Regions from separate parts of the Homo sapiens genome. Here region 2 is linked to region 1. The links are chromatin contacts, found by Hi-C in ENCODE. All regions are on one chromosome and are shown on one strand. Each heading gives the region's core, a stretch centred on a gene start or an enhancer-like site at or near the end of the contact. The rest is flanking DNA. Distances are from core to core; before and after follow the strand shown.

What was found. Hi-C counts contacts between places; a loop is a spot of excess contacts on that map. Pooled maps may share reads with other maps.
Region 2: a map of CD8-positive, alpha-beta T cell shows a loop between it and region 1 (12-fold over the local background). The contact joins the promoter of PGGT1B here to the promoter of WDR36 in region 1. A Hi-C loop is called at or near these places in 2 of 168 maps with a recorded cell type or tissue (CD8-positive, alpha-beta T cell and naive thymus-derived CD4-positive, alpha-beta T cell), 1 of 37 single-sample maps with no recorded cell type and 9 of 50 pooled maps.

Annotation. Positions count from the first base shown.
Region 1 is chr5:111,090,299-111,095,122 of GRCh38, forward strand. It overlaps WDR36 (WD repeat domain 36), which reads left to right and starts at 2,050. Exons shown (of 23, transcript NM_139281.3): 1 at 2,050-2,320; 2 at 4,622-4,649. The coding sequence starts at 2,159. RefSeq lists an enhancer at 1,900-2,339.
Region 2 is chr5:115,260,046-115,264,869 of GRCh38, forward strand. It overlaps PGGT1B (protein geranylgeranyltransferase type I subunit beta), which reads right to left and starts at 2,832. Exons shown (of 9, transcript NM_005023.4): 1 at 2,667-2,832. The coding sequence starts at 2,806. It also overlaps the pseudogene RPS2P26. RefSeq lists enhancers at 2,691-2,870, 2,901-2,950.

The DNA of each region.
Region 1 (4,824 bases), core at 800-3,299:
GGACATTTAAGTCTGCAGAGGTTACTGCTGTCTTTTTGTTTGTCTGTGCCCTGCTGCCATAGGTGGAGCCTACAGAGGCAGGCAGGCCTCCTTGAGCTGTGGTGGACTCCACCCAGTTCCAGCTTCCAGCTGCTTTGTTTACCTAAGCAAGCCTGGGCAATGGTGGGCGCCCCTCCCCCAGCCTTGCTGCCGCCTTGCAGTTTGATCTCAGACTGCTGTGCTAGCAATCAGCAAGACTCCGTGGGCGTAGGACCCTCCGAGCCAGGTGCGGGATATAATCTCGTGGTGTGCCGTTTTTTAAGCCCGTCGGAAAAGCGCAGTATTGGGGTGGGAGTGACCCAATTTTCCAGATGCCGTCCATCACCCCTTTCTTTGATTAGGAAAGGGAACTCCCTGACCCCTTGTGCTTCCCAAGTGAGGCAATGCCTCGCCCTGCTTCGGCTCGCGCACGGTGCGCGCACCCACTAACCTGCGCCTACTGTCTGGCACTCCCTACTGAGATGAACCCGGTACCTCAGATGGAAATGCAGAAATCACCCGTCTTCTGCGTCGCTCACGCTGGGAGCTGTAGACCGGAGCTGTTCCTATTCGGCCATCTTGGCTCCTCCCCTCTCCCCTCTTTTTTAATTTAAAGAACATTTACAAATAATTAGCAACTTGTTCACTTTTAAGTCATACCAAAAACATGGCTGAAAATGTGCACTGCTATTGAGAAATCCGGGGTACAAATGAAAATACAAGTAAGTACAACATGTCAAGGACTAAATAACAAGCTCTCATTCTGTTAGCATCTGCCCCTTAATGATCTTAACATCCAAAGTGTTTGAGGCTTTGTGCCAAGAACTATAAAATAAATCAAGATTTTTTTTGTTCAAGAATGTATGAGTCAGGTATTCAAATTAGCTAACAAGTGACTTTTGTTTCATAATAATTACATTTTAGAACTGGAAGGAACCCGAGAGAGTACACTGATCTGTGTAGAGACAGACCCTCTTTATCTCTTTCAAGTACATTTACATTAGTAAATATACCCTTTTTATCCCTCTCAAGTACTAGTATAGTTACGTTAGTCACTCGACCCAAACCTTAATAGGCTGCCAAAACGTTTTCATAAACGAAATGAAATGGAAATAAAACAGTAAGAGAAGAGGTTATTCCATATGTTGAACTTTGGTCCTGGGCTCTAAGCTCACCACTGTTTTAGTTAATGTTCACATGCTCAGAGATTGTTCCCCAAACCTACATCTTGGTAAGGCAGCTGGCTCCTGAGGAGTGAGGCGTCTTGACACCCACTTCACTGGAATCAGTCTCCTTCAGCATCCTAAGGCACTCAGCTCTAATGAACTGCCCGGACTCCCGTTTGCATTATGATAAGCTCCTCTTTAGAACCTCTACTGTCTGCTTTTGACAGCCGACCTCAAGGAATACTGACTTAATCCAGGAATCCCAATAACATTTAATATTTATCTTCCTTTTCTGGGAGGAATCTACACTTATCCAAGTTGCCCAAGTGAGCAGTTCCCTCCCCACAAGTAATTAGTTCTACTCCCCAGAGGGTCTGTGAGTGAATCCCTCTGTCAGTTTTGAAATGTCCCATTATAGTTTTCATCTGTAAATATGTCAATATGTATCCAAAAGATGAGGATCTTTAAAAACGTAATCATAATGCTACTATCATATGTAAAAATGAAACATAATTCCTTAATATCATCAGATATCCAGTGTTTAAATTTTTCCAGTCTCATGTTTTTGTACATTTTTAAATAATCACATGTTTAAATCGTTTCCATCTCCAAGGCGTCGACCTCCCCTCCATTCTCCTGGGCGTCGCGCTTCCCTCTTTGTTTCCCGCCCTTGCGGTTCTGTCGGAACCTAACGAGCTTCCTTCCACCGCAAAAGAGCTGGAGAACAATGCTAGGCAACGTGCTGGAGACCTTGGCCCTCGGAACCCAAGTCACGCCTCCCATGTGAGCTCTGGAGGGAGAACTTTATGTGTTGCACTGAGGGCAGTCTCCGGAAACGCGATTCGCAGCGGGCGCCGGAAGCGGTGTTGTGTCTGCAGCTCTGGCAGAGGACTGTTCCACTAGACACGCTGAAGGGACTGGGTACGTGTTTTCCTTCAGGACCAGAGCTGAGAGGAGCTGGGATCGCGGCGGCAATGGAACGGGCCTCAGAAAGGCGCACGGCCAGCGCGCTTTTTGCGGGGTTCCGGGCCTTGGGACTTTTCAGCAACGACATTCCACACGTGGTGCGGTTCAGCGCGCTCAAGCGCCGGTTCTATGTAACAACCTGCGTGGGCAAGAGTTTCCACACCTATGACGTGAGTGACTTCTTTTGTTAGCTTCCCAGGAAAACCACCCTCCTTGGCCTCTAACTCTGTCCTGGAGCAGTCCGGTTCTCCCTTCCCATTTACCACGGGCTTCCCTTCTTTAACCCCTCCCTGTCCTATTAATATTTCGCCATCCGGTCACGTCCACGTGCTGATTTGGCACTTGCAGTCCTCCTGGGGCGTGTTTCAGAGGCAGCCTGGCCAAGGGGAAACTGCTAGAGAACATCTCAGTTGTATGGCAGTAATATTTGTTCAGTGAATATTTATTGACCTTCCCTTGAAGGTGGAAACATAATTAAGACAAACCTCTACCTCTTGCATTCTTAATGAGAGAGAAAAACATGCACGCTATTACGTTATTGGTGACACGAGCTGAGTTAGAAATTCACTCTAGGTAGAATACATTGGGAGAACCGGAGATGGTGAGATTAATTACCGTTAGGGAAAATATCTAATAGCAATCAGTTATTTTCAACTAACGCAAAGTGTCTGGCACTGTCACTCTAAGCCTTGCAGCCGTTTCTTTGCAACATAGGTGTCATTATACCGTAGCACCTTTATATAATCTATTAAAGTAAATTTCAGATAAATCACTTGTTAGTGATGATTTTTTCTCCTATAACAGTTCATCGATCATTGTAATAGTGTCTCTTGTTTACTTGTTTCTTTTGTCTTCTCCGAAAGAATGTAACCTCTGTGAGAACAGAAACCTTGATGAGGAGGATGATAATAGTCAGTGTTAATTAAGTACTTTCTTTTCTGGAAAACAGGTAGAGTTGTCTCTCTTGGAGGATTGTGAATATCAAATGGCTTATTAGCAAAAAGAGCTGGGAGGTAGGAACTAGTTGAGTTAGTGGAAAAGGAAAGTGAGGGCAGAGCTGAGGTGAAGAGCAATTGGGTTTCTCAGAGTCTGAGCTGGTAATGGAGACAGGGTGGGTTAGAACCATATTAATCATGTGAAAGTATTTAGTGTTACCATTCTCTGCACTTGTTCCTTGCTTGCTAACTTTTGCTTTTGCTGGTTAATGTTTTCTTCCTTGAAATGTAATTTTTCTGAGTTTATTACTGAAATAACTCTTGAAATCTTGTCTTTGGTACAGTGTCTTTCCTGACACTGCATTACACACAGACACAGGTGTTTTTCCCTATATTCTACTTCCAAAGAAACCCTGTGGTGAGGAGAGTAACATATTTGTACATTTTATAAAGTTAACAATTTACTTACTGTGTGTTGACATTTAGTCATAATAAAGATGGCTTTTAAGTTCTCCTCTAGTTCTAACACTGATGATACATTCGTAACATCATGGCATGTAAATGTTCTTTACCCAGACTGTACACTGCTCAGATTAACCAATGCATTGGGCTGTGACCTCTAAAACTGAAAATACTTGGGAGTAAAAAGAAAAAAAAAAGGAGCTAATGAACCTAAGTCACTAATTGGGTCTACAAGTGCTCTATCCCATGACTATGGCTATATATGCTGTCCCCAGTCAGACTTCCTACAGTCCTACAGATTAGTTTCTTCTACAGGGGAAACTAGACAAGTTGTGAATAGGTGGTGGTAGTGATGGTAGTAGCTATCATGTATTGAGCAGTTACTATATGACTGGCCCCATTCTGTTTTACACAAATTTACTCATTGAATCCTCATAACAATCCCATAAAGTAAATAAATACCTGTTTTACAGATGAAGAATTTGAGGCACAGGGAGCTTATTTTTCCAGGGTCATACAGCTGGATCAGTAGCCATGATTGGGGTCAGCAAATTACAGTCTGTAAGCCAGTCTAGCCCACTGTTTGTTTTTGTATGACCCAGGAGTTACGAATGATTTTGACATGTTTAAATGTTTGTGGGGGCAGGCTGGGGGTAGGGAGAAGGATATTTCATGACATGAAAACTATGTGAAAATCAAATTTCAGTATCTATAGATAAAAGTTTAATATACCCATGCACATTATTTATCTATTACGTATGGCTGTTTTCATGCTACGGTGGCAGAAGTGAGTAGTTGGCAACAGAGACCACATGCATTGCCTGCAAAGCCTAAAATATTTAATATTTGGCCCATTATAGAAAACATTTGCCTACCCCTTCCATCACCACTCCTGGTGAAATACAGTTGAAAATATAAACTTTCCTAATAAAGAAAATTAGTGTCAGTAAGTGTCTTTCTTATGAAGGACAGCATAGCAAATATACGTATGAGGTTATATCTTAATCTTCAGGTGTTAGGTTATTATGATTATGTTTGTTAATGAAAATTTAACCTTTTTTCTTTTTTAAACAGGTTCAGAAACTTAGTCTGGTTGCAGTAAGTAAGTATGGACTTTATTCTGAATTTATGCACATCTAAACTTTTTTTTTATTTTGACATAAATGTGAGACTTACAGAGCATATAAGGAAGCCAAGGTAACATGTATGTCTTATAAACTTACATTATCAGCAACAAAAAAGGGTGCCAGGATAAATCATGTTTTGCTTTTAGTTGT
Region 2 (4,824 bases), core at 1,582-4,081, 4.2 Mb after region 1:
CAAGATTTAATATTCACTTGGATTATAAACTAGTAACTATCATTTTAAGAAGTCAATATAAAAGAAAAATCTCTGATGAAACCGCAGACAATACACTCTTTATTTTCATAAAGTCATTGTCACTAGAAAAGTAAAAATTATTCCTATTGGTCAGGCTAAAAGAAACAAGAAAATAAGAGTAATTTTGCCAAAATGGTGAATCTGAAAATAAGTGTCTAAATATCCAGTCTAATATTAGCCTTCTCAAAGCTTTTTCATACCTATTGGTAAAAAGAAACGAACAGAGGAACACCTGAATCATTAGTTTAACACTGTATACCTGTACCTAGACACATGGGGAGGCACTCTATGAATGACTGTGGAATTTAACTGCAATACCAGGTAAGAGTTGTGGCTTGCCCAATGTACTGTTTTGTCTTAAAGATCAGCAGAAACTTTGTGACCGGTCACCTTTGCTGAAAAGGTTGGAGTTTCTTCACAAGCATTTTAAAGTCAGTTATGAATCACATGCACCACAAAAGAACTTAGTGCTAAAGAAAATAAAGTCTGTGAGTTAGGAAAGAGAAAAACTTAAAATCACTACAGAAACTGACATATGCAGTTATCTTAAATGCGGTTAACTAGGCTATAAGAAAACCAAAATGATGTAAAAATTCTATTCATATGACAAACATTAGACAAAAAAGGATACAATATTGCTTAACCAATGCACCAAGGTGTTATATAACACCTGGTGTCGATCCTATGCTCATACTAAAGTTAAATAAGTCAGAAAATTTGTGCTGTTTTACTTATGCTGTGAACAGAATTACACAGTTTAATGCCAATGTGCATTATTCTATATGGATTTGTCCAAGCTGGAATTTTATAAAACAGGCCAAACACATTGGCATTTTGAAAATTAAATCACAGACTTATAGTGATAGCTGCAAGCAAAGTTCAACTGTTTAACAATCACAATTTAATCAGCTCACAGGACTTATACACTGCATCTATCTAAGCAGTGTATGTATACGATAAATATGCACATTATGTATCAATAACAAAAACAGGATGGAAGACTTTTTATCTAAAAGCTTTGAATTCACATAAAATTAATCCCTATTAAGATATAAACAATTTATCAACATTTTAAAACATCTCATATCACTACAATCATAACCTTTCGGTTTGGAAATCTGAATCTTTCAGTGAAGGTATAGGCTCTGCTAATCGATCAACACCTATGAGAGGAGGAAGGAATATAAACGTTTCACTCTTTCTTTTGTGAGAATCTGTTCATCCTTCAGGGCTCAGCTCACATTATTCAACAAATATTTCTTAGTGCTTCTCAGATACCAGGTACTATTTAAGGTCCTAGTGCAATGTTGACCAAAAGGACTAAGCTGTTGCAAATGTTGAAATAGAAACAATTGCCACTGGCCAATATGGCAACTGGGTACTTGAAATGTGGTGGCTACTACCAAAAGAATCACTTAATTTTTAATTTGATTTAATTAATTCAAATCAAAATAGCCAAATGTGGCTAGTGGCTACCAGATTGGACAGGGCAGCCCAGTCCTAAGTATAGAGGTAAACAAGATAGACGAAAATGTTACCTTTGTGAAGTTTATAATCCAGTGTAATAGAAAGACATTAAACAAATAAACCAATACATACGTAATGTGAGGTGGTCATTGGAAGTGGTCCCTTTAGGAAGGGTGTTTAAGGAAGGCCTCTCTAAAGATATCTGGATTATGTACATGCCTGTCTATATACTCCTATGAACACTACACTAACATATAGCACAGAACTCTATACAAATGCTTGTCTTGTTCAGCTGTACTCTGGCACCTACCATAATGTGGTTCTTGACCAAGTGTGCAGAAGTAATCTGCAAAGCTCCCCAAACTGATCCGGTCATGCAGTGTTCAAAATACACCAGCAACTCAGAATTTGGAAAACGTGGGGAAAGAACACAGCAAAAACAAGCCGCTCTTTCCTCCCATCCAGTCTCAAGCAGCTTTTGAGCTTCACTTCAAAACACAGCAATGCGGAGCAAAGATTGCCTTCTCCTTTCTTTCTTCTCATCCCCAGCTTTTACTGTAAATGAAGTCGCTTAGTCTCTGCCGCACCACACTCTTCAGCTATTGCGATACTTTTAACAGGCTGCTTCACGCAACACCACACCTCTTTCGCCTACCATTAGATTTATAGTTCCCACAAAGTTTCTAAGACCTTAGAGGTTCTCTGCCGCTCCTACACATAAAACACCATACAGACACTCTATTAAGAGTTAATGACTTTAGAGAGGACAAGGATGCACAGAAGTATTCATCTAAAAATACGACGACAAACTTTGTCCTTTTCCTTTTACACTCGGAAGTAATGAGGCAAAGTGACAGGCTATGGGAGCGGGTAAAAAAGCAGCTCAGAGTTGCCAGAAGAAAAGGGAAGTGAAAAAGCCGGAAACTGGAGATGCCACAGCCCTCGACCTACAGCCTTCCAGACCTTCCCACCGTACGGCGGGAGAGTGGGGGTAACCTCAAGCCCACTTGAAACCAGTCAGTGCCAACTGGGCGGCCGCGCAGCCCCCTTCCGGCGCCCAGTTTGCGGTCCGACTCCGCCGCGCCTTTCCGCTGGAGCCCGGGCCTTGTGCCAGCCTGGCTGACTGTGCCACGAGTTACCTGCTTGTCTCGAGTGAAGAATAGCGCTCCGGCAAAACCTGGAGGCAGCGCTGGAAAAATCGCACGTGCCGATCCCGTAAGAAATCCAGCCGCTCTCCCTCACCGCTCCCTGCTAGCCTCTCATCCTCAGTGGCCGCCATGCTGCTCCGGAAGCGACGTCCGCCGCGACCCGGAATCAGTGCCCGCGGAGAGAAAGAACCCTCCTGTGCTGAACCACAGGGTGCCGGGTGAGGGGACCTGCGCCCGCCGCAGACTAAGCCAGTATTTGAAACCGCTATCATCTGGGTCCTGTGCAGCACTTCCTCTCTCCGATATCTCCCTAGCTAGCGCATGACCCTACCTTTTCTACTCAAAGCCCTCGAGGCTTGTAAACACCTCGCAGGCCTTGTGAAAATCAAGTCCACAAATCCCTCCGTCAGAATTTTTATCTTGGGAAGCGCAAGGTCAAAAGCATCAAGTACGCTTTGAGACAATTCTGGCTCTGTAGAACCTGAGGATGGTATATCTGAAAACGAGGATGGATCAGTATAAACTTGCTAACAGATTCATTTTTGGAGGGCCAGTTTTAAGCCGAACGGTTAGGGAAACAGAAAAACAAACCAGTGGAGATAAATGTTTATTGACACTACAAAAGCTCAGAGACTTTCCTAATCTTAATCCTTTCTGGATACCAGGAATCACTTAAAAATCTGTGTATAATGCCCCCAAACATATACAACATGCATATTCATACCTATATATGACTGCTTGCGTCATTCTTTTACAAATCTTACAGATTTTACTTTGCTTGAGTCGACGTGTTATCAAGAATCAATGGTGCATCAATCTGCAACAGCAAAATAAGCTCAATATCTTCTCCAATTACCTGCATTCTAAAAAATTTAAACATGCTTCTAGTTCTTTTTTCCAAAAATAGGGATTTAAGTTGTTTAGCCGGTATACTATGCCCTTTAAACTTTCATGAGGCATTCCTGAGTAGCGGGTGGGGGGATCCACCCAATAATATAACTAAACTAGGTTCCCTGTGATCAACTTAGCTAATAAAATTTTGGGTTTAATTTTGTTAGCTTTCTTAGAAAATGTAATTCTTATACTCTATGGGCTGGGGTAATCTTACACTTATTCAACAATCCAAAGTGCTCTGAATAATTTTTGGTACTATTAACTACTTATTCACAGGTATTCCTGCATGTCTTTACAAAATGCCGCATTTAACAGCCACAGACGGATTCTAGGCTGTCCTCGGTACTTCCCTACAAATACGGAGCTCACAGTCCTTGCCCTTCAGGTGTGCCCAGTCTGGAGTTTCCACTGTTATTAAAATTAAGATCTCTCACTTAGCACACATACCCCCAAATGCCTGAAGATTTTTAAAGTGGAGTCTTATACACATTTAACTTACTGGAATCAGCTATGGACACTCTATACATTCTCAGAAAATTAATTCTAATAAACATGGCCCTTAAGTTAGGGAAGCCAAATGTTTCATCTGATTCTCAGCTCAAGGACTAGCAATCTGATCCAAATCTAGAGGAAAAATTTGCAATGTGGGACTCATTCAGAGATAATACAGAATGCCTCCTAGGTCGGTAAAAGGCTTTCCATGAGTGATTTTATCCCTACAAGATTTTTGGCATGTGCATAACAGAATGGGAATGATAGAACATCTATATAATTGAGTGTTATTTAGCCATTACATGATAATGTTTGAATTAGGTAGAAATGTACGAAAATGTGTAATGCAATTATAGCATAGTAATTAATATGTACTGTATGACTGTAACAATTTAAAAATATGTAGGTATGTTTTTTGAAAAAGTTACCCTGGAATTATGGGTACTTTATAACATTTCTTCTTTAGTGTTTTTTCTATGTTTCTTATTAATGTAGTTTTTTTGTTTCCAGGCTTACTTCATTTTATTTTTCTTGTACAACCCGATGTTGTAGCCACCGCTGGAGCCTGGGTCCTCTGCACGGAGACTCTGGTGTGGGTCTTGAGGAGGTGGTCAGTGAATTCCTGATAGGGAGACTTGGTGAATACAGTCTCCTTCCAGAGGTCAGGGTTCAGCCTGCTGTAGACCTTAGAGATGGCATAAAAAATGACCATGACGAAGTTGCCCAGGATGGCAGTGCAGCCCCTGGCTGAGGTGTAGCAGTC